3 separate regions of the Homo sapiens genome follow, and all the other regions are linked to region 3. Evidence: read pairs that join two places in POLR2A ChIA-PET (ENCODE). Cell type or tissue: GM12878. All regions are shown on one strand.

The links. ChIA-PET counts read pairs that join two places held together with the same protein. Peaks named below come from ENCODE experiments on the same cell type or tissue, not always from the same donor. Only the 100,000 strongest peaks of a DNase experiment are listed, where the experiment ranks them.
Region 1: POLR2A ChIA-PET joins it to region 3 with 6 read pairs; 5 of 35 experiments call an interaction of 5 or more read pairs at or near these places.
Region 2: POLR2A ChIA-PET joins it to region 3 with 6 read pairs; 4 of 35 experiments call an interaction of 5 or more read pairs at or near these places.

Annotation. Positions count from the first base shown.
Region 1 is chr22:42,335,739-42,338,238 of GRCh38, reverse strand. It overlaps a transcript of TCF20 not described here. Among named protein-coding and RNA genes, the nearest start is that of LINC01315, 32 kb to the left of the region's middle. In GM12878, no CTCF peak of the experiment used is centred here; no DNase peak of the experiment used is centred here.
Region 2 is chr22:42,205,614-42,208,113 of GRCh38, reverse strand. All of the region lies in intron 2 of TCF20 (transcription factor 20), which reads left to right. Among named protein-coding and RNA genes, the nearest start is that of TCF20, 64 kb to the left of the region's middle. In GM12878, no CTCF peak of the experiment used is centred here; no DNase peak of the experiment used is centred here.
Region 3 is chr22:42,437,107-42,439,606 of GRCh38, reverse strand. LOC101927344 (a long non-coding RNA gene) reads right to left here and starts at 1,440. Exons shown (of 6, transcript NR_188414.1): 1 at 1,275-1,440. It also overlaps a transcript of NFAM1 not described here. RefSeq lists enhancers at 891-1,392, 1,356-1,405, 2,146-2,245. In GM12878, a CTCF peak has its summit at 1,948 (motif pointing right); DNase peaks (open chromatin) are centred at 1,386 and 1,946; H3K4me3 peaks cover 2,291 bases; H3K27ac peaks cover 2,241 bases.

The sequences.
Region 1 (2,500 bases), 100 kb after region 3:
CGGAGCGGGCACTGGGGACCCAGCTGCGAGGGGATTTCTCATGCTGCAGAACCGTGAACATCCAGGGCGGTGGGGGATCTCAGGGGACGCGTGGAGACCGAGGCGGGAGTTGTGTACAGAGTAGGACCTGGGCCCAGAGGGTTTTCTTCCTGGGACGCATGCCCCCACTGGACCCAGGTGGGGCCCAGTACCCCCTCCCTCTGGCCACAGTGACTGGTGGAGAAAGGGGCATGTGGCCCATCTGAGCCCGTCAAAGGCTTCCCTGGAACTGTGACTGAAGGTTGAGTATGCAGGGCCTGAGACCCCCTCCCAGGCCCATTCTGGATTTGGACTCAGCTGTGATTGTTGAAACTGAAGGGTGTGAATATGAGGCCACCGGCCACCCTCTTCCACAGCTGCATTTAGGATGGAGGATTGCGGATAAGGTCATCACATGGAAGGAGGCAGAGCCCAGATGTGGATGGATAGGTGACTTAATTTGGGCCTCTGGATCCAGAATGCCTGAAACTACCCCTGGAATATTTAGTTATATAAATCAACATGTTCTCTTTTTTGCTCAAGCTATTTTGAGTTGTGTTTCTTTCTCTTGCAACCAGTAATGTCCTGACTGATGCAGGAGAAGGATCAGGCAGGATTTTACAAAAGAGGAGACATTTTGAGTTGGGTCTTGCAGGATGAATAAGAGCTCATCCAGCTGAGAAGAGGGGGAAGAGCCCTTAGGCAGAGGGAATAGCAGTGGTCAAAGGCTTGGAGGTACAAAAGCACAGGATGAGGGGGACACCAAGCATTGGCAGTGGCACCAGGGCTTGTAAGCAGAAGTGACAGGCAGGAAGGTGGGGAATGGGAAGCTGATGCCAGGCTGTGAATGCAAGGGTGAGCAGGGATGGGAGCTGAAGGTACTGAAGACTGGGGGAGGGACAGGCAGGAGGGGGAGGTATGGGCTTGGGCAGGTCAGAGGAGGTGCCAGGGAGAGGATAAGGGGGAGAGGAGTGGCAGGGAGGGCATGATGGCAGCGTGGGTTTGGGAATCAGTGACAGGAGGCACCCCAGTGTCAGGGCTAGACCACAGGGGCCTTGGACATGAGGCAGCAGCATCTGGAGGGCCCAGGAGCCCCTGATGTGGTCAGATCTGACTGCGCCATGGAGACCAGGACTCCATGCACTCATTCAGTGAACAGATGTGTGGAGTGCTGTGTGCCAGGCCCGAGGGCACAGCAGTGACTCTTCACGCACAGCCACTGTGTTGTGCAACTCCCAGGCTGATGGGGAGACAGACAGTGAGCAAGGAAGAAGATACGTGGCTATGGGAAGCAGTTCTGTGCTGTGTGGTGATGATCAGGGTGGGGTGCACATGTGGATACCGCTGGCCAGGGTCCTCTGGAGAGGTCTCTGCAAGAGGAAATGTTTGAGTTGAGGCCTGAAGAGCGAGGAGTACCAGTCGTGAGGGAGGTCAGGGGGAAGAGCACCCTAGTCAGGGGCCCGTGCAAAGGCCCTGTGGCAGGTCTGAGTTTGTCTGGGTGTGGGGCAGAAAGGAGGCCATTGTGGCTGGAGTATGGTGGATAGGTGTGTGTGTGGAGGGGGTTTAGGGGCCAGACTGTGCCATGTGGGCCAGTAGGGCCAGGAGATGCCTGGGATTTTATTCTAAAGGTGGCGGGCACCCTTTAGAGGGTCTCAGTAGCAGGTTTGGAGGCAGAGACGGGTGAAGGAGGGAGATGGCAGTGGGGCTGGAGCTGGGAGAGTCCACGTGGCATGGGGAGGTGGGGGAGGGAAGAGCCCAGATAGGATGCCTGGGATGCATGCAGGAGAAGGGATGCCTGAAGCAGGCCTGAGCAGGGAACCTCTGGCTGGAGTGCTCCGGGGGCATCCAGAGCTGAGGTCATCCAAGGGGAGAGGGGGCGGGAGCCGAGGCCCAGCCTGAGGCCTGGAGAGAGAGAGGCTGTCTGGGGTGGGTTTTCCAACCTAGCTACCCGAGCCATGCCAGGTCAGTCCAGCCTGGGTGTGAGAGCTGTTTGCTGCCCTGGACACACCCAGTTCTTGCCACCACCACCCCTCCCCAACAGATCCCGGCTGGAGCGTGTAAGTGATGTCTCCTGCTGCCTGCAGCCGTGCCATCCTCTGCAATGAGGAGTTCACCCAACCTGCTCTGTTTTTTGGCGCCAGCTGGTTTGCTTGACTGGAGGAGGCCACGCTAATGGGGCCAAGGTCACAGGTTGCAGCCTGCATGGTGGCAGGTTGGCTCCCAGACCTGTGGGTGGGTGCCAGGACTGTATTCCTGGTGTCTGGGCAGAGGAGGAGTGATGGCTGGCCCCCAGATTTGGTTGCCCACCACAGGTGGCCTCGGGGGTAAAGTTGGGCTAGGGGCCAGGCTCGTTGCTGGTTTGGGCAGGGCTGGGGGCGTGATCTGAGTGCTGGGGCACCCCCACCCCAGAGCTGGCACCCTGAAGGGCTCCCTGTCACCCCCTTGCCACCCTACTGGCTCCCTAGTCTCACGTCCTGTGCTT
Region 2 (2,500 bases), 230 kb after region 3:
CTCCAACCACTGGGCTCAAGGGATCCTCCCAAGTAGCTGGACCACAGGTGCATGCCAGTACACCTGGCTAAGTTTTTTACTTTTTGTAGAGACAGCATCTCACTTTGTTGCCCAGGCAGGCTGGTCTCACCACCTGAGCTTAAGCAATCCTCCCACGTCAGCCTTCCAAAGTGCTGGAATTACAGGCGTGAGCCACTACACTTGGCCTGTACTATAATTTTTAAAAATCTTTGTCTGTTTCCTATTTTCTCTTTCTTGTTAGAGGTTCTTCAGATGTCTTGATTTTTTTTTCTTTATTGAGATGGGGTTTCGCTCTTGTTGCCCAGGCTGGAGTGCAATGGCGCAATCTCAGCTCACCGCAACCTCCGCTTCCCAGGTTCAAGCGATTCTCTTGCCTCAGCCTCCTGAGTAGCTGGGATTAGAGGCATGCGCCACCATGCACAGCTAATTTTGTATTTTTAGAAGACATGAGGTTTCTCCACGTTGGTCAGTCTGGTCTCGAGCTCCTGACCTCAGGTGATCCGCCCACCTCGGCCTCCCAAAGTGCTGGGATTACAGGCTTGAGCCACTGCACCCAGCCTTGATTTATATTTTTAAGAGAGAAAGAGATGTTTTAAAAAATGACTTGAAGCTCTCTGTTACAGTATGGGCCAGGCTTGCTAGCCTGTAGTCCTCTCCGTAGAATAATAAGGCAGCCAGCCAGCATATGGGTCTTTTTTCTGAGTTGAGTTTTCCCAGAGGAAAAAAAAACATTTTTTTTTTTGTTCCAGAGAAAAATCTTGAGATTTCCTGTCTAGAGATGCAAGCTTGGCTGCCAGCGTCCTAAAAGCCAAGTGGAGAAGAGGATGGTAGGGTTGTGTGGGTGGGGATATGGGCTCATGATTCAGTGCGCGGACTTTGACAATCTCCCGCCTGTTTTCAGTGGATGAGAACAGTTACCTGGTTGAACTGGGTTAAGGATCTAACTCCTCTTAGAAACTTTGGGCTAATGCTCTATTTTTCAGCCCCATGTTGCACCCCCACTTACTGAGGCCTCCCCAAGCTCTGTGCCCTAAAGTGGCTGGCTTTCTGGGGGCTCCTCCACTGCACTCATCATTACTGTCTGCTTCCTTGCAGTGCACAGAATCACTGTCACTCACTTCATCTCTCATGTTTCCAGCTTCCCATTGCTCATGGTGTCATGAGTTTATCTTGCAAGTTTATCCACTTTTTCGTGGGAAGGGATCAGATGGATGTACAACTGTATGTTTAGTAGTCTACCATATTATTTATAACCTTCTGGCAAAAAGAAGTGCCCATAGACTATAGTAAAAATTATATTGAATGTGAAATATATATTTGAAATTAGAACATTTTAATTCAGTCATGCAAGGAGCTTGCCCTTTACTCTTATCATGTCCCCTATCTCCCAATTACGGTCTTTTCTTTGTGCCTCCTTCCCTGTCTCCATTATTAACATCACGGTGAAACTCCAAGTTTGAGGTAGAAGATTCACTTCCCCTAAGAAGTTTATACACAATGACATTTTAAAATGCAAAGATCCTAGGAGGATGTAACATTTAAGACCCTCAAGTACAAAATTCTTTAGTCAAATTTGAGCGCTCAAAATAATCCGTTAATCATCCTCTTGTCAAAGTTGAGTTCTTGCTTCCCAACTTTCCTTGGAAAGTCACAGTATTTGGTGGGTTTTTTGTTGTTTGTTTTTTGAGACAGAATCTCACTTTGTTGTGGGGTTTCACCATGTTGGCCAGGCTGGTCTGGAACTCCTGACCTCAGATCATCCATCTGCCTTGACCTCCTAGAGTGTTGGGATTACAGGTGTGGGTCACTGCGCCCAGCCTGTTTATTGCTTTTTGATGTGCATATGTGTATGTGACCATCTGACAGTGTTTTCGTTATTTCAACATTTATTATTAACATATCTCAGCCCAGTTTTTTTGTGTAAACTTTTAGGTGTTCTATAGCAATAATTGATAATCAGTAATCAGGCTAAATCTTCCCCAGCAAATCTCTAGATCCTGTGTCTCAATTCAGGTCTTGGGCCGAGCATGATGGCTCACGCCTGTAGTCCCAGCACTTTGGGAGGCCGAGGTGGGCAGATCGCCTGAGGTCAGGAGTTCAAGACCAGCCTGGCCAACATGGTCAAACCCCGTGTCTACTAAAAATATGCAAAAATTAGCTGGACATGGTGACAGGCACCTGTAATCCCAGCTACTCGGGAGGCTGAGGCAGGAGAATGGCTTGAGCCTAGGAGACGGAGGTTGCAGTGAGCCAAGATGGTGCCACTGCACTCTAGCCTGGGCGACTGAGTGGGATTCAATCTCTAAAAAAAATAAGAAAAAAGTTAGGCTTGTTGTCTCTTTGAGCTGATGTACCACTATCACTATAAGATCCGTTTCTAGCTTTTATTTACCTAGCTTTTATTCTACTTTTCTCAGTGCACTCAAGGACAAATTAAAATTACACTAACTTGCCTTTTATTTAATTTGACAGATGATGT
Region 3 (2,500 bases):
TCACTTGAACCCGGGAGGCGGAGGTTGCAGTGAGCCAAGATCGCACCATTGCACTCCAGTCTGGGCAACAGGAGTAAAACTCCGTCTCGAAAAAACAAACAAACAAACAAAAACAAAACAGCATCTCCTCAGTGTTGCGGGGCATTTTGTACAGAATGGATGTTCGAGTCCAATAAGTGCAGGAAGTCTCTAACTTCCCAAGGAGCTGTCTCCCAGAGAAAGCCGTTCCCACTCAGAAACCGGATTATAAATGACGTCGGGCTTCCAGGAACCGCCCGAAAGCTGCTGAACTCTGAATGCAGCTGAAAATCTGTACATGTGAAATGAAAACAGTAAAAATCAATACTAGTTGCAATACCAGTAATTTCTGAACAGAAAAAATAAATGGTTTTATGCATCTGACTGTGGATGCTGGAGAGAGAAGGTAGTTTTCATCAGAGGAGGCCTAGGGGAGGAGGGAGGCCTTCTCATTCCACTTCCCCTGCGTCTCTCTCCAGCCTCAGCCTCTCAGCCTGGAAGGAACACCCCAGTCCCTCCTGCGAGCCCTCCTGTCTACTCCTGGAAGCTTCTTTTTTTTTTTTTTTTTTTTTGTGAGACAGAGTTTTGCTCTTGCTGCCCAGTCTGGAGTGCAATGGCGCAATCTCGGCTCACTGCAACCTCCACCTCCCGGGTTCAAGCGATTCTCCTGCCTCAGCCTCCCGAGTAGCTAGGATTACAGGCGTGCGCCACCATGCCCGGCTAATTTTGTATTTTTAGTGGAGACGGTGTTTCTCCATGTTGGTCAGGCTGGTCTCAAACTCCTGACCTCAGGTGATCCACCCGCCACAGCCTCCCAAAGTGCTGGGATTACAGGCGTGAGCCACCTCGCCTGGCCTAAAACTACTTTTCTATCAACATCTCACTGTTTGCAGAGTGCTCTCACTTCGTTTACTTCCATTGTTCTTCACTAAACCCTGACAAAGTGGGTATTTCATCCCCATTTTGTGGATGCAGAAACTGCCCCCCACTTCAACGCCTGAGGAGACAAGGCTGGGATGCAAACTGAGCTCACGCCAGAGCCCCTGCCCTTCCCAGGACGCGGCGCTGTCCCTACAAGGAGGAGGGAGAGGGGAGGGAGTGGGGAAGGGAGAAAGGTTGCCGGGAGGAGGAGGAAGGATGGAAGGGAGGGAGGGAGGGCAGGTGGGGGGCAGAAGGGGCGGGGAGGAGGGAGGAAGTGGGAAGGAGGGCGAAGAAGGGAGAAGCGGGGGAACGGAGAGGGGGAGGGAGTATCAAACCTGTCCCATATTTGAGAGGTGCTTCGGGCAGTTTCCGAAGTGTGAGAGCCAGGGTCTGTTTAAATGCAGATTTCCTGGCCCTGCAACTCTCTGGGGTGGAGCCAGCGTGTCTGCAGAATAGTGGCAGCCACACACACACCCTCTGCTCACGGGAGACTGAGGCTCTGGTCTCACAGAACCTGAGAACTGTGGGTGAGGAAGCATGAATAGCCTCAGGGGAGGCTAATTGCTTCCTTAATTAGCTGAACCCGCGCTGGGGAGCCCTGCCCGGAAAGTCCCAGTTGCTGGGAAGGATGGGACTGGCTTGCCTGGCGGCCAATAACCGTTTCCGCTGGCGGCTGCCCCCGAGGAGACTGTGCGGCGTTTCCAGCAGAAACAGCACGAGGGGAAAGGGCCGGGCCACCGCGGTGCCCAGGAAGGGATTTAAAGAGGCAAGCTGAGGTCCTGCAGCCGCCACGCCCTGCACCCTGTACCGACAGCCCTCCGCCGGCACACTCTTGGTTCTGCCTGCACCGGACCCCCCCGGAACCCCCACTGCCCTATCCCACTGCCGCTCAAGCCCTATCTTGATCTTGCTAGGCGGTGGCCTCAGGGCAGCCCAGGACCCCTAGAGGGGGAAGAAGGGTCACGGAGAGGAAATCTCAGGTGAGGGCGTTCCCATGTCTACCACCAGGTGGCACCATCAGCACAGGCCAACCCTGGGGCCGTCCTGCGTGGCCAGGAGGGGAAGTGGGTGGCACCGTTAGTGGGGGACTTGGTGGCTCTGGCGTCTGTTGTCTGAGGGCCTCCTGGTTCTGTGCTCGTCTCTTTCAGGGACATGGTTGTGTCAAGGGCCCGAGCCTCCCAGAACCTTGGCACATGGTGGACGTGGAATAAATGTTGAAAATTGTGGCCGGGTATGGTAGGTCACACCTGTAATCCCAGCACTTTGGGAGACCGAGGCGGGCAGATCACTTGAGGCCAGGAGTTCGAGACCAGCCTGGCCAACATGGTAAAACCCCGTCTCTACTAAAAAATACAAACATAGCCGGGTGTGGTGGTGGGTGCCTTTAATCCCAGCTGCTTGGGAGGCTGAGACAGGAGAATCACTTGAACCTGGGAGGAGGAGGTTGCAGTGAGCCAAGATCGCACCACTGCACTCCAGCCTGGGTGACGGAGCGAGACTCCATCTCAGAAAAAAAAAAAAAAAAAGACAAAAAGAAAAAATCATGCCACCTTTGTTTTTT